Regions from separate parts of the Homo sapiens genome. Here region 2 is linked to region 1. A link is an interaction called in ENCODE POLR2A ChIA-PET data of the cell type or tissue named here. Cell type or tissue: HepG2. All regions are shown on one strand. Each heading gives the region's core, and the rest is flanking DNA. Links, peaks and the distances in the headings are about the cores only. Region 1 has its middle 78 kb from the start of SRSF6. Region 2 has its middle 71 kb from the start of PTPRT-DT.

Region 1 (16,436 bases), core at 6,246-10,245:
CTAATTTTTGTATTTTTAGTAGAGATGGGGTTTTGCCATATTGGCCAGGCTGATCTCAAACTCCTGACCTCAGGTGATCTGCCCGCCTCAGCCTCCCAAAGTGCTAGGATTATAGGCGTGAGCCACCACACCCGGCCAGTAGTTTTATATACTTAGGAAAAAAGTACTAGATGTGATTTTTAAGTTAATAACAACTTAGAACAGAAAATCCAAACACTGCCCCAGTGTCTGGCCCAGTTCCAGCTCAATGCTGCATTCTGCATCTGTTTATTGTAAGATGTGAATGCCCCATCCAACTTTCTTGGCAGATGTATCCTTTTTTACACTTTTTTAAAAACTGAAAGATGATTTCTTCATTTCTTATTCAGTTTTGAAAGGGAGGCACAGTCAATGATCTCGCACGTATTCCAGAAACTGACTTCCTTAGACCTTAACAGAAGCTACTCAAGTGCACAGATGTTTGCTGGTTTTACATGGAGGCCTTGCTGGCTATGAAAAAACATTCCCCTCTAATTTTTTGCTCAATTTGTTTTAAGTTGGTAATGAAATCTGTGAATCTGTGTTCCCTTTCTACAGGAAAAATAGAATTTTGATCTCTTTTAAAAATCAGAACGCAACAGGATAATGGAGAAATCAGTCTCAATAGCACATTTCTTGTTCGTTTCAGAGCGGTGATGTAAACACGATGATGCTATGCTTTTGGGGTCTTTGAGGTTTCTGCCAAAAGCATAGCAGCTTAGGTGGATTCGTGCCTACCGCATGCTTCTTTGGTGGATTTCTGTCGACAAATTGTATGTCTGCTCTTCTGAAATAGCATCATGAAGTTGTTAATGTCTTTGCATAAAGACCACCCCATTCTGTTTGCCCTGGGGACAAAGACTTTGCACTAATCACCTTGCTCTCTCCTGGAGCGAAGAGCTGAAGAGGCAACAGGAAATGCTTATTTACTGAGTTCTTACTGGGTACCAACTGTGGACACCCACAGAAGGGGTTTGAGTAAGTATCTCCTCATTGTCCAGGGGCCAGAGTAGAGAACAGAAAGGAAACAGCTTGGCCTCTGGTTCCACAAAATAAATAAGAATAAAATAGAACATTGAACATTTGTGTTTCTTTCACCATCTTAATGTATGCACTTTGTAGATTCTGCATTCAAACATGTAGAACAGGCTAATGAAAGAAAATGCCAAGGCCGGGCACAGTGGCTCACACCTGTAATCCCAGCACTTTGAGAGTCCGAGGTGGGTGGATCACAAGGTCAGGAGTTCGAGACCAGCCTGGCCAATGTAGTGAAACCCCGTCTCTACTAAAAATACAAAAATCAGCCGGGTATGGTGGCGGGCGCCTGTAATCCCAGTTACTCGGGAGGCTGAGGCAGGAGAATCACTTGAATCCGGGAGGCAGAGGTTGCAGTGAGCCGAGATTGCACCATTGCACTCCAGCCTGGGTGGCAGAGAGACTCCATCTCAAAAAAAAAAAAAAAGAAAGAAAGAAAGAAAGAAAATGCCCTCAAATCTCACCACCCAGAGACAAAATCATTCACTTTTGGAGAGCATTCTTCCAAATCTCGCTCTCTTCCAATGGTTCTCAGCTGAGGACAATTTTGGCCGCCTGCGTACATTTGGCAATGTATGGAAACATATTTGGTTGTCACACACTAGGAAGGGGTGTTCCTGGCATTTAGTGGGTAGAGGCTGAGGATGCCACTAAGCATCCCACACTGCAAAGGACAGCCCCTCTCTCCACCACAAAGAATTATCCAGCTCAAATGCCAGTGGTGCTGAGGCCAAGAAACCCTGCTATAGACATATGGATGTGTAGCTCTGTGATAATTACATAATCAAGTTCATACTATGCCAGCTGCTCATCATCCTGCAAGAAAACATGTATCGCTTGTCTGCTATGGTCAAGCACTGCCTGTTCCTTAGAGAGGGCCTCATTTAATTTTTACCAGAACTCTCCAAGAGGAGGAATTAGTACAGATGTTACGAAGAGACTGAGGTTCAGAGAGGTGAAGCGCCTTGACCAAGGTTGCACAGCCATTAGTTGTGGTGCTAAGACCCCAGTCCAGGTATGAGGGATTCCAAACTGCCTTTCCTACCGTCTGTCCATTTGCTCCCTTTCACCGCAGGACCCAGTTTACAAGGGGCAATTAGAAACCTAAGAGTAAGGCCCTTGAGCTCCCCTTTCAGAACCTGAGGGAAGCATTATTTAAATCTTCTCCATTTTTACATTTGTCATATTTTATCTGTGAAGAATACCTTCAACTTCCTCACTAATCACTTTTCTGTCCATTGCTCATTGTTTTCCTACCGTTTAACTATACATATGTGTATGCTATACTATACTCATAACTATTATATCTTGGTTGTAGGTTAAACCCTCCATTAGTTTGTTAAATAATTTTTTTTTTTTTTGAGATGGAGTTTCACTCTTGTTGCCCAGGCTGGAGTGCAATGGAATGATCTCAGCTCACTGCAACCTCCACCTCCCGGGCTCAAGTGATTCTCCTGCCTCAGCCTCCCGAGGAGCTGGGATTACAGGCATGCACCACCTCGCCCAGCTATTTTTTGTATTTTTAGTAAAGACGGGGTTTCACCATGTTCACCAGGCTGGTCTCAAACTCCTGACCTCAGGTGATCCGCCCACCTCAGCTTCCCAAAGTGCTGGGATTACAGGCATGAACCACCGCATCTCACTGAATAATGTTTACCTTGATTTCTCCCTCCTCTGATGGTGTTGTGACTCCTGCCTCCTTTCTGTTTGCATTTGGCTGATATATCTGGAATTATTCTGCCTCAATTATATTGTTTCAGGTTTGTGCTTTGCAGTTGGCAGATTGTTGAATTTGGATTGGATTTACCCAACCTGGGAGTCATTTTCTTTCCGTGGGCATGTCTTTTTTTAAATTTATATTTGCTTCCATAACAGATATCTTTGGTCTTAATTCTACTTTCTTGTTTTATGTTTTATATGCTTCCATTATCTTATTTCCTAATTTTTCCTACCTTCTGCTCATCTGGCAAACAGAATGTGTTTTGTTCTACTGGTGATTGTTTTTTATCTTTGAATTACAAGGTTTAATTTACACGTTCAAAGTTTTCAACTTCAAAAATGAAAAAGTAGCTGTCAGCCAGACACAATGGCCATCCCTGTAATCCCAGCGCTTTGGGGGACTGAGATGAGAGGATCACTTGAGCTCAGGAATATGAGACCAGCCTGGACAACATAGGAAGACCCTGTCTCCAGAAAAAGCAAAAAGCAAAAACTAAAATAAAATAAAGTAAAATAAATAAAAGTCCTGGCTCTGTGGCTCACGCCTGTAATCCCAGCTACTAGGGTGGCTGAGGCACAAGAATCATTTGAACCCTGGGAGGGGGAAGTTGCAGTGAGCTGAAATCATGCCACTGTACTCCAGCCTGGGTGGCAGAGGGAGACCCTGTTACAAAAAAAAAAAAAAAAAAAGAAAGAAAGAAAGAAAAAGAAAAAGTAGCTGTTGACTCCGCTTATGGAAGATAAGAAAATTGATTCCATTCCAATTTCTCATTCTGTCTTCACCTCTATCTTCTGGTTTTCAATTATATGCTCTGGGAATTTTTGTCTCAGTCTTTTAAATTTTGGGGTTATAATGCTATATATATTTTGCTTTAAGAACTATAATAGCTACATTCTTCACATTCTGTTTTATAATTTTTCCATGGTTATTTATATTTAATTTTATATGTAAATTGTCTCAATGCACACCCCCATACAAGCACTTCCTTTTCCAGTAATGCTAGATAATTTTCTAGTGAGTTCTTTGTTTTGAGTCATCTCTTAGTTGACTGAAGCATATTTTCAAGTATTTCCTCCCCCACACTCTTTCCCCCACAAGAAGGATATATGGGTGATATACTTCCTAAATCCGTGCATATTTGACTCACTTGTAAATATCAACTTTGATGAAATTTTGGATCCTATTCTTTTTCTTTTCATTGTCTTTCTTGCTGCATTTTCTTCTGGAATCTAATGTCAGAGTTAAAAATTGAGGCCATCTGATTTTTATTTTCTTTGAAGACAACCTGCTTGTTCTGCCTGAATTTTCATTAGACTCCCTTTTTCCTTGAAATGTAATGGTTTCATCAGAGTCTATGTCTCACTGCTAGCTTTTTTTCTCTGCTTATAAATTTCCTTGGTAACCCTTTGAGCTGAACATTCGTATCTACCTTCACTTCAGGGATGTTTCTTCTATTCATATTTCCTCCTCGAATATTCTCCCTGTTGCATTTGTCCTATTTCTTATCCTCCAAGAACACAAATTATTCCCACGTCAATTCCACATTTCCCTCTTCTCTATGTGTGGTCAGTGTATCTGTCAGGATCTGGTCAGGAGTCAAAAAACATAACACTTATTTTAATAGAAATAATTTAATGTAGATAAGTGGTAACCAGGTACAAAATTGTTAACTCGGTACTGAAAAGACAAAAAGAGAACATTAACATATAATAGAGGCAACAGCTGCAGAGAGCAACCATTACCCAAAGGGCTGGGAAACAAAGGGAAGAAACTGGCAGTGTTAAAACAGGGCCAGGTACAGTGGCTCACACCTGTAATCCCAACACATTGGGAGGTCGAGGCCGGCAGGTTGCTTGAGCTCAGAAATTCTAGACCAGTCTGGCCAATATGGCAAAAAGCCCATCCCTACAAAAAATACAAAAATAGCCAGGCATGATGGTGCACGCCTGTAGTCCCAGCTACTCAGAAGGCTGAGATGGGAGGATCAATTGAGCCCAGGAGGTCAAGGCTGCAGTGAGCCGTGATAGCACCACTGCACTCCAGTCTGGGCAACAGAGTAACATCCTGTCTTTAAACTAATAATATAAATACATACATACATACATACAAACTTAGAAGATTAGAAGGGCTCTGCAAAGCTGAAAATCAGACCTCTGAGTAGGGGGCCAGTGCTTAGCTGTGCTGGTGTCTGAGCTCAAAAGTGAGAGCCCATGAAGCTGAGACCAGGATTTACTGGCCTTGTACTCCAAGCGAAGCATTTCACACATCCCCTTGCCAAGGCCTGGAACAATGACAGGTTTTATGCAAACATACTTTTAGGCGAGCTGTTTTCAATCTTGCCTACACATTGGAATCACATGAAAAATTGTTTAAAATACTGATGCCTGGATACCACCTTTTGAGAGTCTCAGTAAATTGGTCTGGGGTGCTGTCTGAGCATTTCAAGTTTTTAAAGCTCCCCAGGTGATGCTAATGTGTAGCCAAGGTTGGCGGCCATTGGCCTAGAATTACCTCTGCATAGGACCTGTTACCACTGCTGAGAACAAGGAATAGGTCAATGTCTACCTTGGTTTTATATTATATTCACCTGAGAAAAATTGTTTTAACTGGTGACGGCCCTCCTTTCCCCTAGAAGTCCTGATTTAATTCACTGGAGTTGGGGTCAACATTGAGATTTTTTATTTCCACAGGTTTTTGGGGAACAGGTGGTATTTGGGTACATGAGCAAGTTCTTTAGCGGTGATTTGTGAAATTTTGGTGCACCCGTCACCCAAACAGTATACACTGAACCCAATGTGTAGTCTTTTATTCCTACCCCCTTCCACCCTTCCTCCCAAGTCCCCAAAGTCCATTGTATCATTCTTACGCCTTTGCATCCTCATAGCTTAGCTCCCACTTATGAGTGAGAACATACAATGTTTGGTTTTCCATTCCTGAGTTACTTCACTTAGAGTAATAGTCTCCAGTTCCGTGCAGATTGCTGCGAATGCCATTAATTCGTTCCTTTTTATGACTGAGTAGTATTCCATCATGTATATATAGAGAGAGAGAGCACGGATTTTTAAATCCCAGGGGATTCTAATGTGCAGCCAGGGTTTAGGTAAAGGAAAGACCCATAATGCCTATGTCCCGCATCAGTGAGTTTTGATAAGTGAATCCTAGACATCATAAAGAAGCAAAATGTCCAAGCATTATGTCAACATCAAGAAGACTAGGATGGTGGGAGAAGTCTAACAATTAGAACACTTTAACAGGGATCTCTTCACCATGAGAGTCAGAAATAGAAACCCAGAAGGCCTCTCCTCTCTCTCTCCCCCACTCCGACTTCTCTTTCTCTGTCTTCTAGCTCTCCTATCACACACACACACACACACACACACACACACACACACACACACACATTCATTTGTTCTACAGTCGAAAGAACAGCATTAGAAGAAAGTTGTCCAGGTGCAGTGTCTCACGCCTATAATCCTAGCAGTTTGGGAGGCAGAGGCGGGAGGGTCACTTGAGCTCAGGAGTTCGAGACCTGACTGGGCAACATAGTGAGACCTCATCTCTAATAAAAAAAAATAAAAATAAAAGTTATGAGTATGAGCTGAATAGATAAATTTCCATTTCCTTTGGTATAACTGTGGGGTAGCTTTGGGCCTTATTGTCCTAGGGGGATGGTTCTCAAAGTGTGATCCCTGGACCAGTAGCATCGGCATCACCTGGGAACTTTCAAGAAACGCAAGTTCTTGGGGTCTACCCAAGATCCACTGAATCAAACTCTGGAGGTGGGGCCCAGCCACCTGTGTTTTCTACGAGCCTTTCAGGTGACTCTGATGCATGCTTAATTTGAGATCCACTGCCCAAAGCAGTGGCATCTGGAAAAGACACACCAGAAAAACACAAAACATTACAAGGCCTATGCCTCAGGAGCCCCTTCAGTAGATGACTGCCAAGAATAGCCCACTCAGGCAGGGTGCAATGGCTCACACCTGTAATCCCAGCACTTTGGAAGGCCAAGGCTGGCAGATTACCTGAGATCAGGAGTTTGAAACCAGCCTGGCCAACATGATGAAACCCTATCTCTAGTAAAAATACAAAAAAAATTAGCCAGGCATGGTGGCACATGCCTGTAATCCCAGCTACTCGGGAGGCTGAGGCAGGAGAATTGCTTGAGCTCAGGAGACAGAGGTTGCAGTGAGCCGAGATTGTGCCACTGCACTCCAACCTGGCCAACAGAGCCAGACCGTCTCGAGAGAAAAAAAAAAAAAGTAGCCCACCCTCCCTCTGGTAGATGAACTACATCACCATAGCAACACAAATGCTCCTGGTGGGTCTCAGATGTTCACCATGAGAACATCTTTCCTTAATAACCTAGGAGGTTTGTATGTAGTCAGACTCTTGTGCCCTTTGTCCCTTTGCTTGCCTGTGAGAACTAATACCACCTTTGTGCCTTTTTCTTCAGCATGCTAAGAACTATTTTTGTCTAATCCCACTTCATCCTCTCAAATTGGTGCAACTTCTCCTCGGATTTTGACAATGGATCTTCCAGTGGTCTTCGCTTTGCCTACTGTTGTGACTTTTTTTTTTCCTGTAGTATACCTTCATTAATGCCTCCTGAGGTCTGTTGCATTAGCTTTTTGGATATCCACATCAAACTACAGACACTGATTAAACTCACAGTAAACTAAAGCTCCTGATTCATTTTCCATGAGTAATACTAAGTCATATCTTCTTCCATCTTTTATCTAAGCTGCTGATATTTTGGACCCAAGTATACAACCTCACAACATCTTGCAATATTTTAGCATGTCATTGGTAAAATATCATCAGTTATCTATTGTTGTGTAACAAAACATCCCAAAACTTTAAATAACAATCATTTATTTGTTCATGATTCTGCAGTTTGGGCTGGGCCCATCCAGGCAGCTCTTCTGCTGGTCCTGGATGACTCATGGAGTGGTAGTCATCTTGTAGCTCAGCTAGAGCTGAAGGGTCTCAGATGACCTCACTCACATGCCTGTGGCCTTGGTGCTAGCTGTTGGCTGGGATTTCTTTCCACATGGACTCACATACTCTAATAGTCTAGCCCAGGCTTTCTTACATGGGAGTGTGAGCACGCCAAGAGGGTAAAGATGGCTCTGGAAATAGCACAACTTCACTGCTGCCGCATACTGTTGAACAAAACAAGTCGTAAGGCCAGCCTGGATTCTAGGAGTGGGGTAATAGAATCCACCTCTTGATGTAAAAATGTACAAATATCTCATGGCCATATGTAAACTACCACATCTTCCCTGTCTCGTTTCTCCACTTTCTGACTGGTTCTTTCTGGGATCACCCCCCAGATAAACTACTTATACACAAATCCTTTTCTCAGGATCTTTGAAGGTCACTCTACCAAAGAAACTCAGGCTCAGAGCTTGGTCCAGAAACTTCATCTCTTCTCATTCCATTCTTGCCTTAGCAATCTCACCCATTCAAATGTATACACCAAAAACTTCCAAATTTCTACCTCTGGCCTCACTCAGACAGAATATCCAACTCTTCTCACAAGCCCACTGGAGGCCTTCCAGGTATCTCAAATTTAATATGCCAGATTGAAGTCTTGATTTGCAATACCCCGCCAACTTCCTCTGCCAGCCATCCCCATCTCACCTCCATATGCCTAATTGGCACTCCAATGGCCCCTCCATGACATTCCAAAAACTTCTCCATATCCCACCAATCCTCATGTCCCAATGATTATTCTTCCAAATACTTCTCAAATTCCTTTTCTCATCACAACTGCCACCACTGCGGTCCAAACCACCCCCATCTCTCTACTAACTGATCTCTCTGCTTTTTATCTTGTTCCCCCACTCCAACAGCAGCTTAGAAATCAAGGACAACAGCCAAATATTCAGCCAAGGAAAGCTCTTGCCTGGTCCATTTCTGCAGGACCTTCTACATTTTCTACCTCAATCAGCTAGTCACTGTGAGAACTACTGTAAATTAACAATATATTGTAGATCAGGACTAATTGCAATAAATATGTTATTATAATTCTCAAATAAAATGTTGGCTTCCATTAACCAAGTGTGAAAATTTTGATTATGGTGTTTTGCACATATGTCCATAGTTACTATCACCAATTAGCAAGCTAATGCCCCAAACACCCTCATTAGTGCATTCATTTATGACATATCAACAAAAATAAAAAGCTATGATGCTGTGACTTTATTTTTCTAAATTCCATTAAGGACAAGGAAAAAAATCATAGTACTATTTATGCAAGGTTGTAGAAGCAATCATTACACATTACAATATAAAACCCAACCACATTTTCAAAGTGTTTGCCGAGTGTACAATTCCATAAAAGAGAAGTGCCTTGCATAGAAACACCGCCATGCCTTGGATATTGCTGGTACTTAATAAACGTCCTTTGACTAAAGTTGTTGCATGTTAGAGCTGCAAAGTTTTTTGGGACTAATTCTGCACAATTATGAGGCTTAGAAGAGTGCAATGACTTTGCTAGGGCATCACAGCTTGGAAGTAAAGCTAGGACCAGAGACTTGCTGTAAGCCAGAGTTTGTCAACTTCAGCACTGCTGGATTGGTAACTTTGGTTTGGATAATTCCCTGCTGTAGGGCTGTCCTGTGCATTGCATAACATTTAGCATCCCTAGCCTCTCTACCACCAGATGTCAGTAATATCACCCCAACCAATCAAGACAATCAAAAATATCTCCAGACATTGCCAAACGTCCTCTGGCAGGGGTGGGGAAGAATGCAAGGTACTGCAGAATCCCCCTCAGTTGATATATTGGTCTGTTTTCATGCTGCTAATAAAGACATACCCAAAACTGGGTAATTTATAAAGGAAAGAGGTTTAATTGACTCACGGTTCCACGTGGCTGAGGAGGCCTCCAATCATGGAGAAAGTGAACTTGGAGCAAAGGCCATCTTACCCGGCAGCAGACAAGAAAACTTGTGTAGGGGAACTCCGATTTATATAATCATCAAATCTCGTAAGACTTACTCACTACCACGAGAACAGTGTGGGGGAAACCACGCCATGATTCAATCATCTCCACCTGGCCCTGCCCTTGACACGTGGGGATTATTACAATTCAAGGTGAGATTTGGGTAGAGACACAATCAAACCATGTCAGTCGAGAAATATTGTAAATGTAGATTAGTGGTTCTTAAAATGTGGTCCCCAGACCAGCAGCAGCAGCAGCATCACCTAGAACTTGCTTAAACTGCAGTTGATCAGGCCACACTCCAGATCCACTGAATCAAAAACCCTGGGGGTGCGTCCCAGCAATAAGCCCTCCAGGTGATTCTAATGCACAGTCAAGTTTCAGACCCAGCAATAAAGATTATCCCTAACCCTTGCAAGGTAATTGCTCATGTTCCAGTTTCATAAATAAGAAAATCAGGCTCAAAGAGGTTACCTGTTTTGCCCAGGTTCTGATATAGCAATGGCAGAGCTAGGACTTGAAATGGGCTCAGTATAACACCAGAGGCCAGCTCTTTCTGCTCTGCCTTGCCTCCTTGAACACAAGGCAGCAGGGAAAAGGAAAGCCTGGACTGGACTTCAGGCTGACTCTCTCGTACCACGAGCACCACGAAGACAAAGTCCACAATGCCACAGCTGTCAGGCCTCTGAGCCCAAGCTAAGCCATCATATCCCCTGTGACCTGCACGTATATACGTCCAGATGGCCCGAAGCAAGTGAAGAATCACAAAAGAAGTGAAAATGGCCAATTCCTGCCTTAACTGATGACATTCCACCATTGTGATTTGTTCCTGCCCCACCTTAACCGAGCGATTAACGTTGTGAAATTCCTTCTCCTGGCTCAGAAGCTCCCCTACTGAGCACCTTGTGACCCCCGCCCCTGCCCGCCAGAGAACAGCCCCCTTTGACTAATTTTCCTTTACCCACCCAAATCCTATAAAATGGCCCCACCCCTATCTCCCTTCGCTGACTCTGTTTTCGGACTCAGCCCGCCTGCACCCAGGTGATTAAAAAGCTTTATTGCTCACACAAAGCCTGTTTGGTGGTCTCTTCACACGGACGCATGTGAAAACAGCCGCTTTTGTGGTTGCCGTGGCCCTTTGGGGGTATGAGGTAAGAAAGAGAAGAGTCTGAGCCTAAAGAGGATCATCAAACCTACTAGATGCTAATGAGGCCAAACTGAGCACATTAGGGGCAAAGACACTGTGTCTCCAGACCCACTCCCAAATGAGCATCCTGAATGAACCTTTACCTACCCAGCTCCCCTCTTTTCTGGGGACCCTCTCTAGGAACCTTCCCCACCATTTACACAGTTACTATAGAAGCAACGATTCTGTATCCCATGACCTCATTCCTCCAGCCACAGCTGTTTGGCTCGTGGTGGCCAAGGGAGCTTGACCTAAGTTGAACCAATTACTCCCTGTCCTGAAATTCTGGACATGGGACAAAGCGAGAATTGAATCTGTCCCTCCCTATGAGGGTTGAAACTGAGATTTCATGCTCCAGAGCTATTGGTCGCAATGTTGTTCTACCACTTCCATGCAAGTTTCTTTCACTTACAACCCAAAGAGATCTGACTCAAACAAGAAAACGTCCCTTTCACTATTACAGCCACCCAAGGGTAAGAATAACATTTCACAACATGCAGGAGACAAGGGGGAAATAAACCATGCAAGCTTCACCCTCAACTCAGAGAGGTGTGTTCTGGAAAGTTCCTGCCCACCTCGTCCATGACCTGTGGCCTCTGAAGATAGTGCTAGTCTCCTTGAAAACCAGAGCCATATGGGATCCCTTGGCCCCAGAAGTTATCACTAGAATCTCCCCACCATGCCTCAAGCTGATGGCAAGATTCCACATGGGAAGGAGGAAGGGAAAACATTGTGAGTCAAGGGACTGCAAGTTACTAAAGGTTGGAGATATGTTTAAGAGACAAAGAAATGCGGGTATTTTGGAGGAAAGAGTGAAGAAATACTTGAAAAGCTGTGACTCCAGACTCCCCCCACCGCTTCCAAATTAACCCCCACCATATTCACCACTGAATCCACAACAATGAAAAGTGCCTGAGGCAAAGACAGCATACATGCTCTTTTGCTAGGTGAAGAGAGGGAGGGATAAATGTTCAATGAGAGCCTTGTGTTTCTCTAAAGGCACAGAACTAGGAGCATCTGGCTGAGGTGAGGGGCGAGGACTTGGGGTGAACCTGGCAACACCTTTTGGCTGGCAGATCACAGGTAGGTGGGGAAAGTTACCTCAAGGAGTGTAGAAAGTAAACCAACCACGGAGAGAAAAGCCTGCCTGGAAACTGACCAACTATGTAATTCTGAGCTACTCCCTTCACATCTCTGAGCCTCAGTTTCCCCATCTACACAAATATAGCGCTGTCCTAGCTCTCCCTCTCTCTGGTCCCTTTCTTCTCCCAAGTCTGAGAAAATTTCATGGGGTGGGGGTGTCCCCAAACTGTTAAAGCAGAGCCGTATTCCAAGTCCTTGGCAGAGGGGGTCTCACTGTCCATCTGCTGGTTCTCCATGCAGAGAGACACCAGAATGGGTGGGTATTTGGGAGGTCTCCAACTTCTCTGAGAACATCACTGCAGATGCTCCTGAAAAGGGTGAGACGTGGGCCTTTTGGCGAGTGAGAAGTTTGGAGTACTGCCAGTCAGTCCCGTCTGTCCCCATGCTCACCAGACAGGCACCATCCCCCAGTGCAAAGCACCAAGAATTCCCCATGGGGGTGGGGAGAAGGCATCAGGTGGAGCCCCTTCCCCCGCTTCCCTGCCCAGGTATCAAAAGATGAATTCCAGGAACTGCCGGGATGGTGATGATGGAAATTACGCAACTCTCCCACGGAGACACACACGGCCACATTTAGGGGCATCCTTTTGTCCCAGTTTAGTCCACTTCTGCTCCTCGTTGCCCTGGGCAGTCAAGTCTCTTTTACAAAGATGTTTCTCAAGCCCCAGGTAATGTAGATACAAATACAGTCATGTGTCACTTAATGATGGGGATAGGTTATGAGAAATGTGTTAGGCAATTTCGTTGTTGTGTAAACATCAGAGAATGTATTTATGCAACCCTAGATAGTATAGTCTCCTATGCACCTAAGCTATATGCTATAGCCTGTTGCTCCCAGGCTACAAACTGTTCGGCATGTTACTGTCCTGACGACTATAGGCAATGGCAACACTGTGGGGAGTATTTGTGTATCTAAACATTTTTAACCAAGATGACTGGGTGCAAATTACTAACAAACAATGTCCTTTGATTGAGAACTCACAGGCCGGGCGCAGTGGCTCACGCCTGTAATCCCAGCACTTTGGGAGGTCGAGGTGGGCGGATCACCTGAAGTCAGGAGTTCGAGACCATCCTGGCCAACACGGTGAAACTCCGTCTCTACTAAAAATACAAAAATTAGCCGGGCATGGTGGTGGGTGCCTGTAATCCCAGCTACTTGGGAGGCTGAGGCATGACAATTGCTTGAACCTAGGAGGCGGAGGTTGCAGTGAGCTGAGACTGCGCCATTGCACTCCAGCCTGGGCAACAAGAGCGAAACTCTGTCTCAAAAAAAAAAAAAGAGAGAGAGAGAACTCACAATATCCTAGGGACTGTGCTAGGCTTCCTTCACTTAACTGTCACAACAACCCTATGCAGGAGGTAGTCTATCCCCTATCGAATACTGATGAGTAAACTGAAGTTCAGAAAGGCAGGACTCAGAGACTGGGACTAGCAAGACTAGAGCCAGAGTGCAAGCAGGTGTGCGCTGGTGTGTCCAGCATGGGAGATTCTCTGGTATTAAAATCTAGGCTCAGAGGCCGGGTGGAATGGCTCACATGTGTAATCCCAGCACTTTGGGAGGCCAAGGTGGGCGGATCACTTGAGGTCAGGAAGGAGTTCAAGACCAGCCTGGCCAACATGGTGAAACCCCATCTCTACTAAAAATACAAAAAATTAGCTGGGCATGGTGTTGCATGCCTATAATCCCAGCTACTCAGGAGGCTGAGGCAGGAGAATCGCCTGAACCCGGGAGACAGAGGTTGCAGTGAGCCAAGATGGCACCACTGCACTCCAGCCTGGGCGACAGAGAAGAACTCCCTCTCCAAAAAAAAAAACAAAAACAAAAACAAAAACAAACAAACAAAAAAAAGGCACTCCAGCCCGGACAACAAGAGTAAAACTCCGTTTAAAAAAAAAAAAATCTAGGCTGTGCTGGGAAGCGGTGTGGCACAGTGGTTAGGGGCACAAGCTCTATGGACAAGAGCTTGCAAACGCAAATCCCTTGTGCCCTAACCACTGTGCCACACTACTTCCGGCATAGCCCAGATCTTAAAACCAAAGAATCTCCCACACTGGACACACCAGTTCCTCACCTGCTGGCACTCCAGCTGCGGCCTCACTAGCCCCAGTCCTTAAAGAGCTGCCACACCCCTGCTCCTGCCACATCCTTTCCTCTCCCTAGAATGTTTCAGGCTCTGCTCATGGTCCCTCCTCCATGAAGACTTCCTGAGCCTCCCAGGCCCCTAAGAGAGAATTAACCCCTCTCTCCTTCACTCCACCCCTGCTGGCTCTAGATGCATCCATCACAGGAAACGTTCCCAATATTTTTATTTTTTCAATTTTATTTTAGATTCAGGGGATGCATGGGCAGGTTTGTTAGAAGGGTATGTTGCATGACATTAAAGAAAATGTGGTACATATACACCATGGAATACTACACAGCCATAAAAAAGAACGGATTCGCGTCCTTTGCAGCAACATGGATGTAGCCAGAGGCCATTATCATAAGCAAACTAACCCACTATTATTTATATACCCATTGCAGCCTTGTGGCTTCCAGTCTTCTGGGAAATATAGGCCAGGCCTTACCCATTTCTGTATGCCCAGGATCCAACACCGTGCCAGGCACACAAAGACTCTCAGTAAATAATGAGTGAATAACCAAGTAAACTAAAACCTCACCCAAAATCCAATCTCGAGCTACCCAAGACAGCAAGTTCATGGGGCAGGAATGCCTGGCACATGGCACACGCTTTCTCAATACAAACTTACATCATGAATAAAATAAATGAATGATAGCATAGCTGAGGATTTACACCCTTATTTCTAGTAACTCTCATTGTAGGTGACACAAAGGATTGGGTCCAGATACAATCTTAATGTATTAGTTCGTTCTCACACTGCTACAAAAAAACTACCTGAGACTGGGTAATGTAAGAAGAAAAGAAGTTTAATTGACTTGCAGCCCCACAGGCTGTACAGGAAGCATGGCTAGGAGGCCTCAGGAAACTTACAATCATGGCAGAAGGCAAAGGGGAAGCAAGCACCTCTTACCACAACAGAGCAAGACTGAGAGAGAGAGCAAATGGGGAAGTGCCACACGTTTTTAAGCAACCAGATTTTGTCAGAATTCACCATCATGAGAACAGCAAGGGGGACTTGCGCCCCCGTGATTCAATCACTTCCCACCAGGTCCCTCCTCCAACATATGGGGATTACAGTTCAACCTGAGATTTGTGTGAGGACACAGAGCCAAACCCTATCACTTAGGTTTGGAAAGGGAAACATCAGACTTGCTAGTTGAAAAGCAACTTTGTAAACCTTAAGCCATTATTCAGGGACAGTAAACCTTCAAAACACAATAAGAAAATAAGTCTTCAATGCAAAACTTTAACAATTAAAAGATGTTAGTCGTTCTGCATTGCAAACAGGATTAACTAAACTCTGGGGGTAAGGAGGGTCATAAGATCCCCAAAATAAAATTTTAATATGGTATATGAAGCCTTTCTGAGAGTTGAATTCTTCCAGAAGCAGACCCTGAGACAAGAATTTGAGTGTAAGTAATTTATTTGGGAGGTGACTCCCGGAAGCAGCAGCAAGGAAGAGGGAAAGAAAGACAGAAAGGATGGAAGCCAATTAATAGCATGCCGTCAGTCCAGTTACCACCGTGGGCAATGAGAGCTCAATCCTACTGGGTAGCTCTGGGGAACAGTATGGAAGACTTGGCTCTGAATTAATCCACCTAAGGGGAAGGAGAGGTGAGGTATTTATACTCCAACTCCCATCTGTCATTGCCTACTCCCAGAGCCATTAACTCCCCAGTGTTCCCAGCCCTCCAAGCACAGGGCTGAGAGGAAATCCTCAAGTGGAGACACCTTCTTACATGTACAGGGACAGCAAGTGGCAAAGGCATGAGTCGGGGTGAGTGAGCAGGGCCAGCTACAAAGCCCAAGAGGAAAACCTGGTGTGATAAGAGGAATTTGTTTCCAACTAACAGGCATCAGAACCTAATGAAAACTAAGCAAGAAAGTGGAGATCTAAGACAAAAGAAAACTCTGGGCCGGGCCCAGTGGCTCATGGCTTTGGAAGGCCGAGATGGGTGGATCACCAGCGATCAGGAGTTCAAAATCAGCCTGGCCAACATGGTGAAACCCCGTCTCTACTAAAAACACAAAATTAGCCAGGCCTGGTAGTGTGTGCCTGTAATCCCAGCTACTTGGGAGGCTGAGACAGGAGAATCCCTTGAACCCGGGAGGTGGAGGTTGCAGTAAACTGAGATTGCGTCACTGCACTCCCGCCTGGGCAACAGAGGGAGACTCAATCTCAAAAAAAAAAAAAAGAAAAAACAAAAAAAAGTCTGGACAGAGAAGAAGTTAGAACCTTCCATCTGCCTCTCCTCTGTT
Region 2 (16,436 bases), core at 4,071-8,070, 120 kb before region 1:
CCCAGGTGAACATCGCACAGAAGAAATGCAAAAAAACACTGCTCTGTCTGCAGTTGCAATACAACAACCAAAGAAATGGAAAAGTCTTGGATTCCTGGCATTGCTCCTGGTGACCGCATATTTGCATAGGTCAGGGACATCTGAGGAGTACCCAAAAGAATCCTACGGAGCATGTCTGCACAGCTCTAGGAAATGAACAAAGCTAAGGCAGCCTTTGGGAGATTTTCTTGGAGGTGAGGGTGGGGATGGGGGGCTTAGGATTAGGTCCCAATGCAATGTGGCCTCCAACCCTTCCAGTTTCCTTACCTTTCAATGTCTGTGTTTTCCCTATCCCCACTCCATCACTCTCCCTATTCAGACTAGAAAGCTTAGATGATGACTATGGACTCATCCTGTTATACCGCAGTCCTACTGGTCTCCAGGTGATGACTTTTTATGATTAGTGTCTCTCTCATATTTATCCGTCCCTTTACATCCCTAGAGCCTCAACCCAAGTCCAAGCTCTTAGATTATTTTAACACTATCCCATGTGGACTTCATGCTTCCAGCCTCTGAAACCCAGCCACCTACTGTGTACCAAGACTTGGACCAAACCAGATGTCACAAACTAAAATGCCCATAGGTGATACAAATGAGTGAGGCAAGCAGGTTTAACAATGGGGAGCAGTGGGGACTGTGGAAACTGGAGGGTGTGACTGAAAGGAAGAGCCACTACTTGCCCCCCCCAGCCCATTATTCCCCATAAAAACCGTGACTCAGAGAAGCCCATTTTTAAATGACCCAGATCTTCCCATTAAAAAAAAAACAAAACCCTGAAACTCAGACTTTTTTCTGAAACCTTTTCTCAAAGCTTTAAAAACCGGGTTTTTAAAAGTTGACAATTAATTCAATTTTTAAACTCTCTGAGATATTCCTATCTTCTTTGGTCTCTGACATATTCGCAACCCCTAGAACAGTGCTCAGGAAATATTCCTGAAGGCTAAGTGTTGCACAGATGCAGTAAGATGAGCAGGATTTTGCATGAGTCTTCATGAAAAATCTAGTTTAGTCTTCACACGGTGGAGTAGGTATATCATTCTTGCCTTAGAGATGAGGAAAATGCACTCACAGAGGGGCAGAGGCTTGCCCAAAATCACACAGGCAGTACCAGTACTGGGATTTAGTTCAGGTCTCTCTGACCCCACTACACCACTCAGAAAAAAAGGGACCCTTCTCTGTCACTATCAGCCTGTAGGTTCTTATACAAGCCATCCTCAACACTTCCCTGTCCCTCAAAACTACTTCTCTGAGCCTTCTCCAAGTTCCCTTTGTCTGGTTCCCTAAATATTTCCATCACTAGCCCAATCTCATTATCTTCCCCTGAACTATGAAGTGGCCTCTTCTATATGGCCTCCCTGCCTCCAGTGCTGCCTCTTCCTTCATTACGGTCTCCACAGTTTTGCCAGATATCATTCTGGCAGAAGGGTGATACAAGACTTACAAGACTTTCAAGAGGGGAGATGGCCACGCTTCAGAGCCTACTAGTTGAGTTTCTTCCACATCTAGTCTGACCCACGTCCCAACCTCACTGTCCACCACTAATTCCCCAAGTTTACACCACAGCCAACCTTTTCAAACTTCTTTCCTACAATTCCCTACAAGCACTGTGCTTTTCACTCCTCCTTGCCTTTGACCATGCTGTTCTTTCCCACAATAATGCTTGTGCTTCCCTTCTCCTTTGAAGGACTCTTACTCACCCTTAAAGACCTGGCTTGAATGGACCCTTGCAAGAGAACTTCCCTAAGACTTCCAGAGTCACCCACAGCTTTCTCATGGCCTCCTAGTGCCTTGTGATGTTTCCAACAAAGCAGCACATCTCACCTTGTGTCACAGCCACTCGATCGCGTATTTGCCTCCTCAAATAGATGGCTCCCTCCTTGTCTTCTTCTATATGACTGTCCTTATGCCTAGCAGAGGCATAGATTTCAACAGATTCAATAAATATGTTGTAAATGAACAAATAGTTATAGCTTTGCCCTTTGCACTCACGTAGAGGGAGGAACAAAATATCGTTTATAATGATCTCATTTAATTCTTTTAATAACCCTACAATTCTGTAATTACATCCATCTTACCAAGGAGGAAACGGACACCCAGAGAGATTAATATGCTCAAGATAGGACACTAGTAAAAATTTAAATCCAGGAAGAATAGCTAGTGGATGCTGGTCTTAATATCTAACTGATAGGATGATCTGTGCAGCAAACCACAGAAGTATGTGGCACACATTTACCTCTGTAACAAACCTGCACATCCTGCACATGCACCCCTGAACTTAAAATAAAAGTTGAAAAAAGAAAAGAATTTAAATCCAAGTCTGTGAACTTCCAAAATCCCCATTTTGTTCATGATACCCTGTTTCCCTTCCATGTCAGCAACAGTCCTTTGAATTTTCCCTCTGGAATCTTCTTGTCATCTGGCTCAGCAACCTCAGTTCTTTCAGCCATTCCTGACTTGCTACAGAGTCCTGACCAACTTGAGCAGGTGAAGAAGTTCACCATTCTTCATCCCGTTGATTTGATTCTCACATTTGATCACCACAGCTTCTCCAGGCAAATTCTGCTGATTATAATGGGAATTTGAGGAAAGAATGGGGATGACTCCTTGCACCCCCCATCTCCCTCACCAAGAAGAAACATAAAAAATGCACATCCTCATGACTATCTCCTTTAAAAATGAATGACAGGGTTCGCCTATTCTGTACATTTTATAAGATGGAATTATACAATGTATGGTCTTTTGTGTCTTTTCAGAGGGTCGGGGAGAGGAGAATGAGAAGTGACTGCTAACAGGTACAGCGTTTCTTTTTGGAGCAATAAAAATGTTCTGAAATTAGAGTGGTGATGGTTGCACAAGCTTGTGAATATACTGAAAGCTGCCGGATTGTGCATTTTTTTATTACGGCTACATACACATAAAAGTTACCATTTTAACCATTTCTCACCATACAGTTCTGCAGCACTCAGTACCTTCACACTTCTGTACAACCATCACCACCATCCATCTTCAGAACTTTGTCATCCTCCCTGTGTTAGTCAGGGTTCTCCATAGAAACAGAACCAGTAGGATGTGCGCATTTGCGTATGCAGTCACGTGTCACTTAACAACAAGAACACATTCTGAAAAATGCATTGTTAGGCAATTTCGTCCTTGTGTAAACATCATAGCATGTGCTTACACAAACCTAGATGTCATAGCCTCCTACGCACCTATGCTATGTATGGCCGATTGCTCCTGGGCTACAAACCTGCATGGCATGTCACTGTACTGAATACTATAGGCGATTGTATGCCATGGTAAGTATTTGTATATCTAAACATACCTAATCCTAGAACAGATACAGTAAAAATACAGTAGAAAAGATTTTTTAAAATAGCACATCTATGTAGGACACTCACCATGAATGGAGCCTGTAGGCCTGGAAGGTACTCTGGGTTAGCCAGTGAGTGACTTGTGAGTGAATGAGAAGGCCTAGGACATTACCATATACTACTGTAGACTTTATAAACACTGTAAATTTAGGCTACACTAAATTTATCAGAAATATTTTTCTGAGCACAGTGGTACACACTTGTAGTTCCTGCTTGTAGTTTCTGATTGTAATTCCATTTTTTGAGGAACTTCCATATTGTTTTTCCGAAATGTACATTTTTTTCTTTTTTTTTTTTTTTGAGACAGGGTTTCTCTCCTGTTGCCCAGGCTGGAGTGCAGTGGTGCCTCCCAGGCTCAGGCAAACCTCCTGCCTCAGCTTCCCGAGTAGCTGAGACTACAGGCACGCGCCACCATGCCCAGCTAACTTTTGTATTTTTAGTAAAGATGGGGTTTCACCATGTTGGCCAGGTTAGTCTCCAACTCCTGACCTCAAGTGATCCACCCACCTCAGCCTCCCAAAGTGCTGGGATTACAGGCATGAGCCACCACACCCGGCCCCAAATTGTACAGTTTTTAAACAGTGAATTTTATGGTATGTGGGTTATATCTCAATTTTAAAAGTTTAAATAATGCAGAAGGAACAATGTGAAATATTCTATAGGACAACTAGCCTGGACTCTTCCAAACATCAATGTCTTCAAAAATCAGAAAAAAAAAAATCTAGGGGAAAAGTTGCAGATCAAAATAAAGAATAAAGAGACCCAACAACCAACCAAGAAAACGTAGATGACAGGAAAGGTGGTAGACACTGTTGGTTCATTCACCCAATACCCATTTCCAACTTTTCTTTCTTACCTTCCTCCACCGTGAGGCTGGAAGGAGAAAAGGTTGAGGGGACTCGATTCCCCAGCCTCTCCCACAGCTCACGGTGGAGAGAACTCTTGCAGTTCTGGTCGATGAAATATAGTAGAAATCTACTGAACATTTCTGGGGAAGGTTTTGCTTTCCTATCTCCTCCTTCTTTCTGCCTGAAAATGCAATGATAAACTGGAAATGGAGCAACATCTTGCAACCATAGGTAACAAGCTCTGCTACACTAAGACTAGAAGAATGGAAACCCCACCTGAGTTCTTGATGGCATCTTTGACTGCCACACCAGCCACGGATTCCCCGCCTCTGGACTTCTTGTTACATGAAGTTGGTGTTTGTTTGTTTGTAATTCTTTAAGCTATTGTTAGAGTTCCTGTTATTTGCAGTCAAGTGCATTCCCAAGTATTACAGGGAGACTTCCTGTAAGAAGATGGCAAATTGCCTTAGCCTCCCTATACCTCAGTTTCCTCATCTCTAAAATAAGAATAATCATGAGGATTAGATGAAGAAACATTTTAGGGTTGGTGTGAGGATTCAAGTTGTTACTATGGTTGAAGCACTCAAATGAGAGTTTATGGATAAGAACTCAATACATGTTAGTTGTTACTTTGTTACTATTATTACTAATACTATTCTCGTAGAATGAGAAAATGTTCACAGAACTCCACTCTCTGAAGCTCATCAAATTAATTAAAAAGGAGCCAAGGCCGGGCACGGTGGCTCATGCCTGTAATCCCAGCACTTTGGGAGGCCGAGGCGGGCGGATCACGAGGTCAGGAGATCGAGACCATCCTGACTAACATGGTGAAACCCCGTCTCTACTAAAAATACAAAAAAAAAATTAGCCGGGCGTAGTGGCGGGCGCCTGTAGTCCCAGCTACTTGGGAGGCTGAGGCAGGAGAATGGCGTGAACCCGGGAGGCGGAGCTTGCAGTGAGCCGAGATCCCGCCACTGCACTCCAGCCTGGGCGACAGAGCGAGACTCCGTCTCAAAAAAAAAAAAATACAAAAAAAAAAAAAATACAAAAATTAGCTGGGCATGGTGGCATGCACCTGTAGTCCCAGGTACTCGGGAGGCTGAGGAAGGAGAATCACTCAAACCCAGGAGGCGGTGGTTGCAGTGAGCTAAGATCATGCCTCTGCACTCCAGCCTGGTGACAGAGCAAGACTGCATCTCAAAAAAAAAAAAAAAAAAAAAAAACAGGAGCCCAAAATACAGATGGAGATTTCAGTGAAGAACCTAGACAACATCTATGGACTCAGCCACATGCTAGCTCATGGGAGGTGGACCAAACCAAAGAGAGATGCCTGGAAGCCATGTAGTTTGATGGACAAGAGCCTGGGCTCTGGAATCCACTTGGCTGAATTCAATTCCTGGATCTGCCACTTATTAGGTTGAAACGTTAGGTGAATCATTTAACCTCCAGATATAGTGTGGCTATTTGTCCTCCCAATTTTAATGTTGTATTGTAATCCCCAATGGAGGTGGGGCCTGGTAGGAGGTATTTGGGTCATGGAGGCTATGATGGTTAATACTGAGTATCAACTTGATCGGATTAAAGGATGCAAAGTATTGTTCCTGGGTGTGTTTGTGAGGGTATTGCCAAAGGAGATTAACGTCAGAATCGGTGGACTGGGAGAGCCAGACCCACCCTCAATCTGGGTGGACACCATCTAATCAGCTGCCAGTGCAGCTAAAAAAAAGCAGGCAGAATTTGGAAGGATTTGACTGGCTGAGTCTTCTGGTCTTCATCTTTCTCCCGTGCTGGATGCTTCCTGCCTTCAAACATCAAACTCCAAGTTCTTCAGCTTTTGGACTCTTGAACTTGTCACTTGAACCAGTGACTTGCCAGGGGCTCTCAGGCCTTCAGCCCTGTGGCTAAAACCTACTTTTGAGGTTTTAGGACTCGGACTGGCTTCCTTGCTCTTCAGCTTACAGACGGCCTATAGTGGGATTTCACCTTGTGATGGTGTGAGTCAATACTCATTAACAAACTCCCCTTCATATATACATCAATCCTATTAGTTCTGTCCCTCTAGAGAACCCTGACTAACACTGAGGTGGATCCCTCCTGGCTTGGTGCTATTCTCAGGGTAGTGAGTTCTTGTGAGATCTGGTTGTTTAAAAGTGTGTGGCACCTGCCCCTCTATTGTTCCCACTCTTGCCATATGATGTGCCTGCTTCCCCTTTGCCCTCCAACATGACTGTAAGCTTTCTGAGGCCTCCCCAAAAGCCGAGGAGATGCCAGCATCATGCTTTCCTATAAAGCCTGCAGAACTGTGAGCCAATTAAACCTCTCTTCTATATAAATTACCCAACCTCAGTTATTTCTTTATAGGAATGCAAGAATGGCCTAACACACTCCATGAGCCTTTATTTCCTCAGCTGTAAAATGAGGATGATAATAATCCCTAACTCAAAGAGTTGTGAAGATCAAATGAAGTACGTAAGGTGCTTAGCCCAGAGCCTCGCCCATGGTAACTGTACTAGACTCTCCATTTCTTATATGCTTTTACTGCTGCTGCTGAGGTTGGTGTTATCTCTAGAGTCTTAGAAAAGGTGTTTGATAAATACTTGCTGGAATCATGGAAGGATCAATTGAATAAATGGATGGATGGATGGATGGATGGATGGATGGATGGATGGATGGATGGTTCAATAGAAAGATGGATGGATAGAACCTCTTGGAAGTTGGGGGTTAAGTAATATTGAAATATCCTATTGGTCTTGGAAGGGTAACAATATCCATACACACATAGCCCCACTAGGACCTGTCTGGACTCCCTCCTCCCTCCCCACAGCGTAGAAAAGGTAGCCTTAATCCATAGTCTCAGTGTACACAGTCCCTCACTGATAGTCTTTTTTTTTTTTTTTTTTTTTTGAGATAGAGTCTCGCTCTGTCACCAGGCTGGAGTGCAGTGGTGCTATCTCCGTTCACCACAACCTGCACTTCCTGGGTTCAAGCAATTCCCCTGCCTCAGCCTCCCGAGCAGCTGGGACTACAGGTGCACACCACCATGCTCGGCTAATTTTTTGTATTTCAGTAGAGACGGGGTTTCACCATGTTGCCCAGGATGGTCTCAATCTCCTGACCTCATGATCTGCCCACCCCGGTCTCCCAAAGTGCTGGGATTACAGGCATGAGCCACCGCACCCGGCCAATAGTCACTTCTTAACAAAACTCTAAAAACAAAATATATCTCGCCACTGCCACAGGAATTATAGGCTGTCAGTAGCCAAGCACTGGTGCATATCTCTAGACTTTATTTTTAATAATAACATGCTGGGCTTCTCCATCTTGGGGTACCAGGCCACCTTTGGATCTCCTCGACACTGTTTGACAAAGAAAGGGAGTGCCTGTACCACCCAACCTCAAGCAAGCCAGCCAGCTTCAACCAGACAGCACCATAAATCATAATTAGCAACTACATTCAAATGTGGGTGTGGAGGGTGAGGGCAGCGAAGCCCACGCCAACCTCAGGCACAAAGGCAAACCTCAGCTCAATTCAGTGCGAGGTAATTACAGGGACTGTCAGAAGCTGGTGCCAGCTTTACTTTCAAGTCGAGGAAGCTGCAGGAACCTAAAAACTCCACGTATTCAAAAATAATCACTGAATTCCCACAGTGAATTCATGGGTCAATCACTCACCACTCCTAAATAAAGATGTCAGCAAAGTACTTTGTTTCTTTCAAATGGAACAAAAAAAAAATAAGTTACTTCCTTTTCAATGATCCCCGAAAAGGAGAGAGCAGAGAGGATCCCTTTTTACAGATGAGGAGACCAAACTTTAGAGAAGTTAAATAATTTTCCTAGAGCAAAAGTGAGAATGGGATCTGTATCCATGTTTGTATGATCCCAAAGCTAGCACAAGTTCCCAGAAGCCCTCGCTGGTCATCTTAGTTGGTATCATCATAGCATCCTATGGCTGCTATGTCCTGCCTGCCACAGATCTGTCCAGCTGCCCACAGTGGTGTCCAGTCATGTGAACACCTTGGCCCAGCCAAACAGCTTCTCATGCTGAGCTGGCCTGGGTCTGCCGCCCACATGCCTGACTCAGTGTGCTAGAGGCGAGAAAGCTGCCCAAGATCACCCCTCTACACATGTATATATAACTGCCCCTCTAACCTTTTCCCAGGGTTTCGCTCCAGCTCCCTCCCAGGACTGACAGCATAGCTGTAGCTGGACACCTTAGCCTAATTCCTACCACTAAAAACCCCCAGAGCTGCCCCAGCCCTGCCTGGGCCTCTTGCTTATGCCCACGTCACCTGCCTTATTTTCTCACTAACACAGATATTTATTGAGTACCCTCCCTGAATCAGGTTCTCAGAGTCCAGCAGTAACAAGACAGCCATGGCCAGAGCCTCATGGAGCTGTTAGTCTAGCAAAAGAGACAAATACTAAACAACCAGGGACCAAATAGCTCCAGAATCATCTATTCAACACATCCCATGTTCTAGTGGGAAGATCCTCTGTAACAGGACATCTAGCACCAAGCTAAACATCACCCTTAGTTAACACTCCACGAAGGTCTATGAGTTAAGTATTAATATCATCCCCACTTTACGGATAGAGAAACTGAGTCTCAGAGAGCCACAGTGAGCCCAGGAACTCATAGTTTGACAAGTGGACGAGCAAGGTTTGTACCCAGGCAGTGTAATTCCACAGCCCACACTCTAACCAGCTGCCCAATAGTGTACGGCAGACTCAAGGAGCCAATAGCCTCCCTTACTTTGAAAACAAGTTTAAAAAGTAATTCAGATGGACACCAGCATACTCACACTACCCAGACATTATCTTTTAAAACAGCTTGTATTTACCACTCAACAGGTGTCCGGGTGGCCCTGGGCACAAATCAGAACTCATTTCTTGCCAGTGGGGAGACCCGTTGCAAGGATAGAGGACAAGCCCTCCTTGCAGCCATTGGCAGGCCCCATCCATCTGGCCAGCCAGTGTTCATAGGAGAGGCCAGCTGATACCCCCATAGTCACAGCCAAGGCCGGCCACTGCAAGCTCGGAGCAGCACGACTGATTTCGGATCTCTCTCCCTGGAACTCGGGAACACATCAATTACCCATGCACATGCTGCCCATTCGGAGGACAGATATTACCTCCTGCACTCACCGCAGAGCCACGCGTCCTCATCCAAGCACAGATGGAGGACAAGGGCGTGGGGTTAATTGATCAAGCAACACCAGTGCCCGTGCAAGGGTTGGCAGAAAATGGCTCATTTCACAGATGCACAGGCTCCTTCCTTGCCAGTCTCCTGTGATTAAACCAGGTCACTAACGTGCTTCTGAACAAACATGCCTGAACTTACACGTTCAGGTTCATCTTGTCTCCTCTAAAGTGGTCACCTTGGAATACTCCACATGCCTTTCTCCACTCTGCAAACATTTGTTGAATACCAACCAGACACAAAGTATGGTGCTAGCATGGTAGGGTGGGATACAGTTCAGTGCAACGTAGTCGATTTCAACCGACGAGCACAAACTAGGTACTAAGACCCCATAGTAGATGATTAGAAGGTGGGTCCTATCCTCAGTACACAAAAGGCAAACAAAAGGTTATTGATCAGGCGGTGGGATATGAGGAAAGCAGGAAGTTGGGGAGGACAGGGTGTAGGTCATGGAGACAATACCAGATAGAGGGTGCTAAATACTGGAAAAATGATAGCGGGTGTCAATTTTATGCCTTAATCTCAGAAAGGCAAGACATGTCACAATAATTGCATTTGCTATAAACCTATCCCAAGTCTCAGCTTACTGACCTGGCAGGAAATTCATATTTGGGGTTCCCTTCTTGCCCCACAGGATCCTGTGAAGGTCTCAAGGGTCTTACACATACACCCAGCTTTGGGTATGTCCAATGAGTGTAGGTCCACACTGTTGCCTTTGTTAGAGCTGTTGTCCAAGCCCTCTCGGCATCCTGTTGGCTGATACCAATGTTGCCTCCGTGAGGTTGGGCTCAGATGTGCAGTCAATGCCCAGACCGGAAGCCCCAATGCCTGGGGTCCAACCCCCTTAAAACCCCTTAATAGTCATCTGCTCTGGTTTCCTGCTGTTTCCAGAAATTCCCTTCTCCTCAAAACCAAACTGCAAGTTTGGTCTTCATGATCTCGCTCTCTCCCTCTCTCTTTCTCTCTCTGTTTGATTCTACTTTCTCCCCATCAATGGTCTTTCCCTCCCTCCCTCCCCACTTTGCATTACCCCCTCCCCGACACACACACATAAACATCCACACTCTGGCACTAAGCCTAGGTTTTGAGATAAACAAAACCAGGGAAGAGATCCCTATTCAGGCAACTTGTGCTTTTAATCTTACAACACAAGCCTCCCTCAGCAAGGAAAGACAAAAACCTCTTCACCTTAGAATATGGAATGCAAGAACACAACACAAATTCATGTATTAAGTCATCCCATCTGTCAAAGGAAGCCCCAGAAACAGAAATATTTAGAAAAGAAAATTTTACTTGCAGAGTGCAAGGGAACCAGACTTCAGAAGCACTGGTTCACCAAATGCAAACACAGCAATTATTTCCAAGAAAACAATTGCAAAATTATCAAGTTCACCAGGTGTATATTAATCGTGGCATGAAAACAGCAACTCTCTCCTGTGACGGTCATAATCACAAGGTCCTGATCTGTCTTCAGAGATCATCATAGCAAGAATCAGAGATAAAATTGTCTTTCTCAGGGAGTCCAGGTTTAAGGGAAACATACAAGGATTTGTGATTTGGGAGACTCTGATATGTTAGGTTTGTCTTGGGGTTTAGGAATGTCTATTTTTATCATTTCACTGTCTTTTTCCCCTAATATACTGTGTGAGATGCTTAATTATACTGGAATCAGAACAAAGGGATAGCCTTGGTTTCTAACCATCAGGTGATCTACAGGGAAAATGCAATGGAAATCCAAACTAGTTAATCAGAGAAAGTCATAAAAGTATCAGTATGAGACCTGAAAGCCTGAGCAGGCTTTGAGCACATGATGGAGAGAAGGCAAAGACACGGGGCCTGTTCACCGAGCTGGGAGGCTCACAGTGGAGCCTGGGGGATGTGAGGGGAGGTGGAAAGAGCTGGTTGAAGGTGAGGCTGAGGCTCAGGAGTGGGTTTCTCTGAAATCCCAGCTGTCTGGAGCATGCCAAGAACAGCAATCTGTACCAGTGGCCTTGGAATCCTAAAATATTAGCCAGACACCAAGGCCATTTAATCCAACCTCTCTTCCAACATAGATGGGGAAACTGAGGTCAGGGAGCTAGGGTGTGTCCCCACAATCAGTGATAGATAGCATGTTTAGCCTTCAGGCTGATGGGGAGGTAGGGAAGTGAATTTTTGAAAATAGTTAAAAAGACATTCAGAGTCAGGTGTGAAGAATCAGGCAAGAATCAAGGTGTGCGATGCCACTTCCTGTTAAAATTTTTGTAAAATCAATTTTTGTAAGGATAAAGACAAGAATGAGAGCAATTTTCTTATGCCATTAACTGCCACTGAAGGCCATTCCCAGTGGACAGTCCAAACACCGAAGAGACTGATTGGAATATGGACACAACCCCCAAAAGTGGCCAATACTCATTTTGGTGGTTACGCTCTGGGGTCTTTACTTTCTTCCTGTGTATTGCTTATGTTAATTAAAAATAATAATCCAAGGCCAGGCGCGGTGGCTCACGCCTGTAATCCCAGCACTTTGGGAGGCCAAGGCGGGAGGATCACAAGGTCAGGAGATCGAGACCATCCTGGCTAACACAGTGAAACCCCGTCTCTGCTAAAAATACACAAAATTAGCCAGGCACAGTGGCAGGCACCTGTAGTCCCAGCTACTCGGGAGGCTGAGGCAGGAGAATGGCGTGAACCAGGGAGGCGGAGCTTGCAGTGAGCCAAGATTGCGCCACTGCAGTCTGGCCTGGGTGAAAGAGCGAGACTCCGTCTCAAAAAAAAAAACAACAACAAAAAAAAAAAAAACATAAAAATAATCATCCATGCTCACTGTGAAACATCTACACAATAAAGAAGGAAACAGAGTAAAGACTGAAGGGTCCCTTTAATAGCTATCCCTGATCTCACTCTTCTAACAACAAATAACGTTAGCAATTGAGTGTCTACCTTTCCAGCTGTTTGCACTTATTCATCAATCTGTATGCATATAAACGTATTTAATAAAGGGTTTTTCTACCCAAAGGGTATTATACAATATATTCTTCATCTTTGCCTTTTGTTTTCACTTAGCTTGACATCGCAAACATCTTTTCATGTCACATAGCTTGACCTTATTCTTTGAAACAGCTGCAAATTATATTGTGTGGATGTTCCATAATTGATGTGACTGTTCCTTATGAATGCACATTTAGGTTATTTTCAAGTTTATTATTAATATAAATGGTACCACAATGAACATATATATATATTTGTACATATATGAAAATATCCTTAAAAAAACAGATTTCTGGAAGTGAAATGCTGATTCAGTGAATATGTGTATTTTATAATCTTGACATCAGCACCGTGTGTGAGAGAGATTCATTTTGTGCCCCTTCCCAAAACAAGATATTAATGACCTCTTTAAAATGTTTGTGGAAGACTATTACATTTCAATTTATATGTCCTTGATTATGAGTAAGGCTTTTTACTTGAATCTGTAGTTGTGGTCAATTCAGCTCCTCCGAGAAGCAGATGCCAAGATGGAATTATACAAACAAGAGCTTTACTGGGGAGAAATGCCTCTGGAAGGCAAAGAGAGAGAGAACAGGAGGATGCCAGGAGAGCTCCAGATCAAGAAGCAGGTCTGACGTTTGTGCAAGGAAGAGGGAAGAGACAGGATTGAGTAGGTAAATCCTCAGACCAGAGCACAGTTCTGAGAAAGCCTTGACAAGACCACTGTGGAATTCCCACAAGGTCCTGCTTCCCCACGAGGGGAAAACCTAGGGGAGGCACAGCCTGGCGTGACCCTCACAGTGGATCCAAAGATGCTCTAGCTTGAGGCCATCAGTCAGCTCTTCCCCCACAGGAGTTTCTTTTGAAGAGAGGTCTGGGCAGTGCACCTCCATGGCCACCACTGGAATCCAGGGTTTCCTCTAGAAGTTACATGACCACACCTTTGCTTACTTTTTTACTCCATCTTTGTTATAGATCTGCAGAAACCCTTCATAGATTCGGTGGGTTCATGCCTTGGTTTTTTGTTGCTGTTTCGTTTTTGTTTTGTTTGTTTGGTTGTTTATTTTTTGAGACAGAGTCTTGCTCTTGTCACCCAAGCTGGAGTGCAATGGCGCGATCTCAACCTCACTGCAATGCTCACCGCAACTTCTGCCTCCCGGGTTCAAGCAATTCTCCTGCCTCAGGCTCCCAAGTAGCTGGGATTACAGGCACCCGCCACCGTGCTCAGCTAATTTTTTGTATTTTCAGTAGAGACAGGGTTTCACCATGTTGGCCAGGCTGGTCTCAAACTCCTGATCTCAGGTGATCCACCTACCTCGTCCTCCCAAAGTGCTGAGATTACAGGCGTGAGCTGCCGCACCCAGCCCACTCCTTGTTATAGGTGCTGCAAGTATTTTGTCCCCATTTTTGCTTTCTTTTATCTTTGGTTGCATGTTTCACTATATAGGAGTTTTTTAACACTTTAATTTTTTTCCTCTAGCAAAATCTTTTATTTTTTTTTTTCCTTTAAGGCTTTTGTGTCTTATTTAGGAATGCTGTCTTCTTTAAATAGAAAGAAAAAATGGGAGGCGGGTCCCATTACTTTATCTTATACATTCCCTAGCTGCACAGTACACTACTGATATAAATTTAGTATAAATGATTATTTTATGCACCAACCAGGCCTTGATTCAGTTTGCTTCTCATCATTTTCAGTTTTTTGCTATCTAATTATTAGAAAATGTTTCCTTTTGAAATGAGTGGCTGGGCTCTATTTATTCAAGTCAAAACCCATGATTTCTCCCACAATGTCATCAATGAGTTTGTACAGAAGAAAAAATATCTTTGTGACAGAGGATGTGGGAAAGATCTGGCTTTTGAGAAAAGCCTATGATGTTGCTTTCCCAGTGGGCTGGGCCTGGAGACGTATGAGACCTCAGCCAGTAGCAAGGTGTGGATGGGAGGAAGAGGAGCCCTGAGGAGCCGGTGATCAGAGCACCCACTTCCAACCCCAGAAAGCTGAAGAGCCTGTCCCAAGGATGGTGGTCCATTCTGCACACACCTGAGTCATCTCTATTGCAGCCTCCATTTGGTTTTCTCCATAGCAGCTCTCATAAGCTCTAACTGTTACAATCATGGCTTGGAAGCAGGAGTTTCCTGGCACTTCAGGGCTCACTCTTAGGCAAGTAGACATGGGATGTCTGCTAATCACTTGTCAACATGGAGAGAAAAGGCCCACCCTGCAGGGGACAGGCCAGCCACAGCCAAGCAGGCCCTTCTACTGCCCCACACTTTCCTTATTCTACCTTACCCTCCAAGATGCTTACTGTCAGCTCCTTCCAGGAGCTGCCTCACAGGGACAGCCCAGCATGTCCCAGGATGCCCTCTGCCACGCCCACCCACCGCTTACCTTCTCCTAAACCCCCTCCCAAGACCACAGCAATTAGCCCCAGACAAATATCATTGATCTGGCACTGCCTTCACTCCCATTTTTATGTCAGGATGAATTTGGATTCTGAAGTTGATCTCCTTGTTGTGCAGGTTTTATGAGGGAAAGATTAAATCATCCTCTGATGTGTGCTTCATTAGGCTCCAAATCCTTGAAGAGTCATTAAAGCACCTTCTCATTGAAATGCTCTCAATCTCAGCTTGATGGGTATCAGCAGGAAGGATCTCTCCATTATTTGGGACCTAAACTGGCTGGGAAGCTGGGCCAGACCTGACCCTGTCACAACCCAATGAGCCTGGCCCTTCTGTAGTTTGTGGCCCCCAAAATCTACCAGTGCAACATCACCAGAGGCTGGCTTTGGGCTGGCTTTCCCAGAAAAGCCATTCCTGCCTGTCCTCTGTGGGGACAGGTTGCCCTGAGTCATCCACATTCTCACCACCACCCACAGCTGCAAGTCTAATCTGTGAGCTGGGTAGGGCTCATCCATGGTCAAGGCTCAGTGTGGGGCCAAGGTCAGGGTTCATTCTGGAACTAGGATCAGAATGCAGAGTGGGACCAGGATCAGAGATCGATCTGAGACCAGGATTAGGGCTCAGTCTGGGCCAGGGTCAAGGCCCAGTCTGGGATGAGGGTCAGAGCTGTTATTACCAGAACCAAGGCCAACACAGTCTACATCCAGGATTACACATCTATCTGTGGCCAGGATCAGGGCCTCGATTATGGCCTAGTTTATGGCCCAACCTTTGGCCAAAGGCTCATTGACCCAACCCCAGCCTGGCATCAACCCTACATCAACTTAGGATATCAGGACTTGACACCTTATCTAAGCACCCCCAGTCTCAAATATTAGCATACCCATTCCCAACCAGGTGGTACTAACAGCCACTGAGAGGCTCAAGCTATTTCAGGTGACAGAAAACAGACAGGAGTATCTGCAAGTGAGGGCCTGTATTAGAAATGGGTGGGGGGGATGCTGGGGCAGAATTGGAAGGGTCTAGAAGGCAGCAGAAGTCAGGAGTCAGGGCATCATCAGGACCTCAACCTCAGAAACCCAAGACACAGACAAAGGAGACTGCATTATTTCCAACCCTTCCTGGCAAAATTTACCACATATTCATCTTTCTGATTTCAGCAGCAGAAAGAGCCAGAATCTATGAGAAGGGATCTGAGCCAATGCCAAGTTTCCTTCCCATCACTGCAGAAGGCGGGAGGACAGTGAGGTTGTTCTCCTGGACTTGCTGGGTGACCTCTGACAGGTTGTTCTCCCTCTCTGGACTTCAGGGTATTCACCTACAAATGGAGGAGTTGGAGTGACTCATCTGCCATGTCCCCTCAGCTTGGCCAACCGCAAAGAGAATGAGAAGAGAGTAGCAGCCAGAAGGAAGGGTGTTGAAGAAGGTCGCAGGCGAGAGAGAGAGGATGGCAGGCCCAAAGGCCTAGATTAAGCCCAGTGTGACTGGACACAAAGCGAGGGGACAGACGAGAGGGGAGGGCAGAAGATAGGAAGTGACTAAGCCCACAGGGCCTGGACACAATGGAAGTCATCTGGTTTTTATCCTGTGGGCAATGAAGAACCTTGA

What was found. ChIA-PET counts read pairs that join two places held together with the same protein. Peaks named below come from ENCODE experiments on the same cell type or tissue, not always from the same donor. Only the 100,000 strongest peaks of a DNase experiment are listed, where the experiment ranks them.
Region 2: POLR2A ChIA-PET joins it to region 1 with 6 read pairs; 2 of 35 experiments call an interaction of 5 or more read pairs at or near these places.

What each region holds. Positions count from the first base shown.
Region 1 is chr20:43,371,969-43,388,404 of GRCh38, forward strand. No RefSeq gene overlaps it. Among named protein-coding and RNA genes, the nearest start is that of SRSF6, 78 kb to the right of the region's middle. RefSeq lists a silencer at 11,318-11,367. In HepG2, for the core only: a CTCF peak has its summit at 9,439 (motif pointing right); a DNase peak (open chromatin) is centred at 7,767; H3K27me3 peaks cover 411 bases.
Region 2 is chr20:43,252,903-43,269,338 of GRCh38, forward strand. No RefSeq gene overlaps it. Among named protein-coding and RNA genes, the nearest start is that of PTPRT-DT, 71 kb to the left of the region's middle. In HepG2, for the core only: no CTCF peak of the experiment used is centred there; no DNase peak of the experiment used is centred there; H3K27me3 peaks cover 340 bases.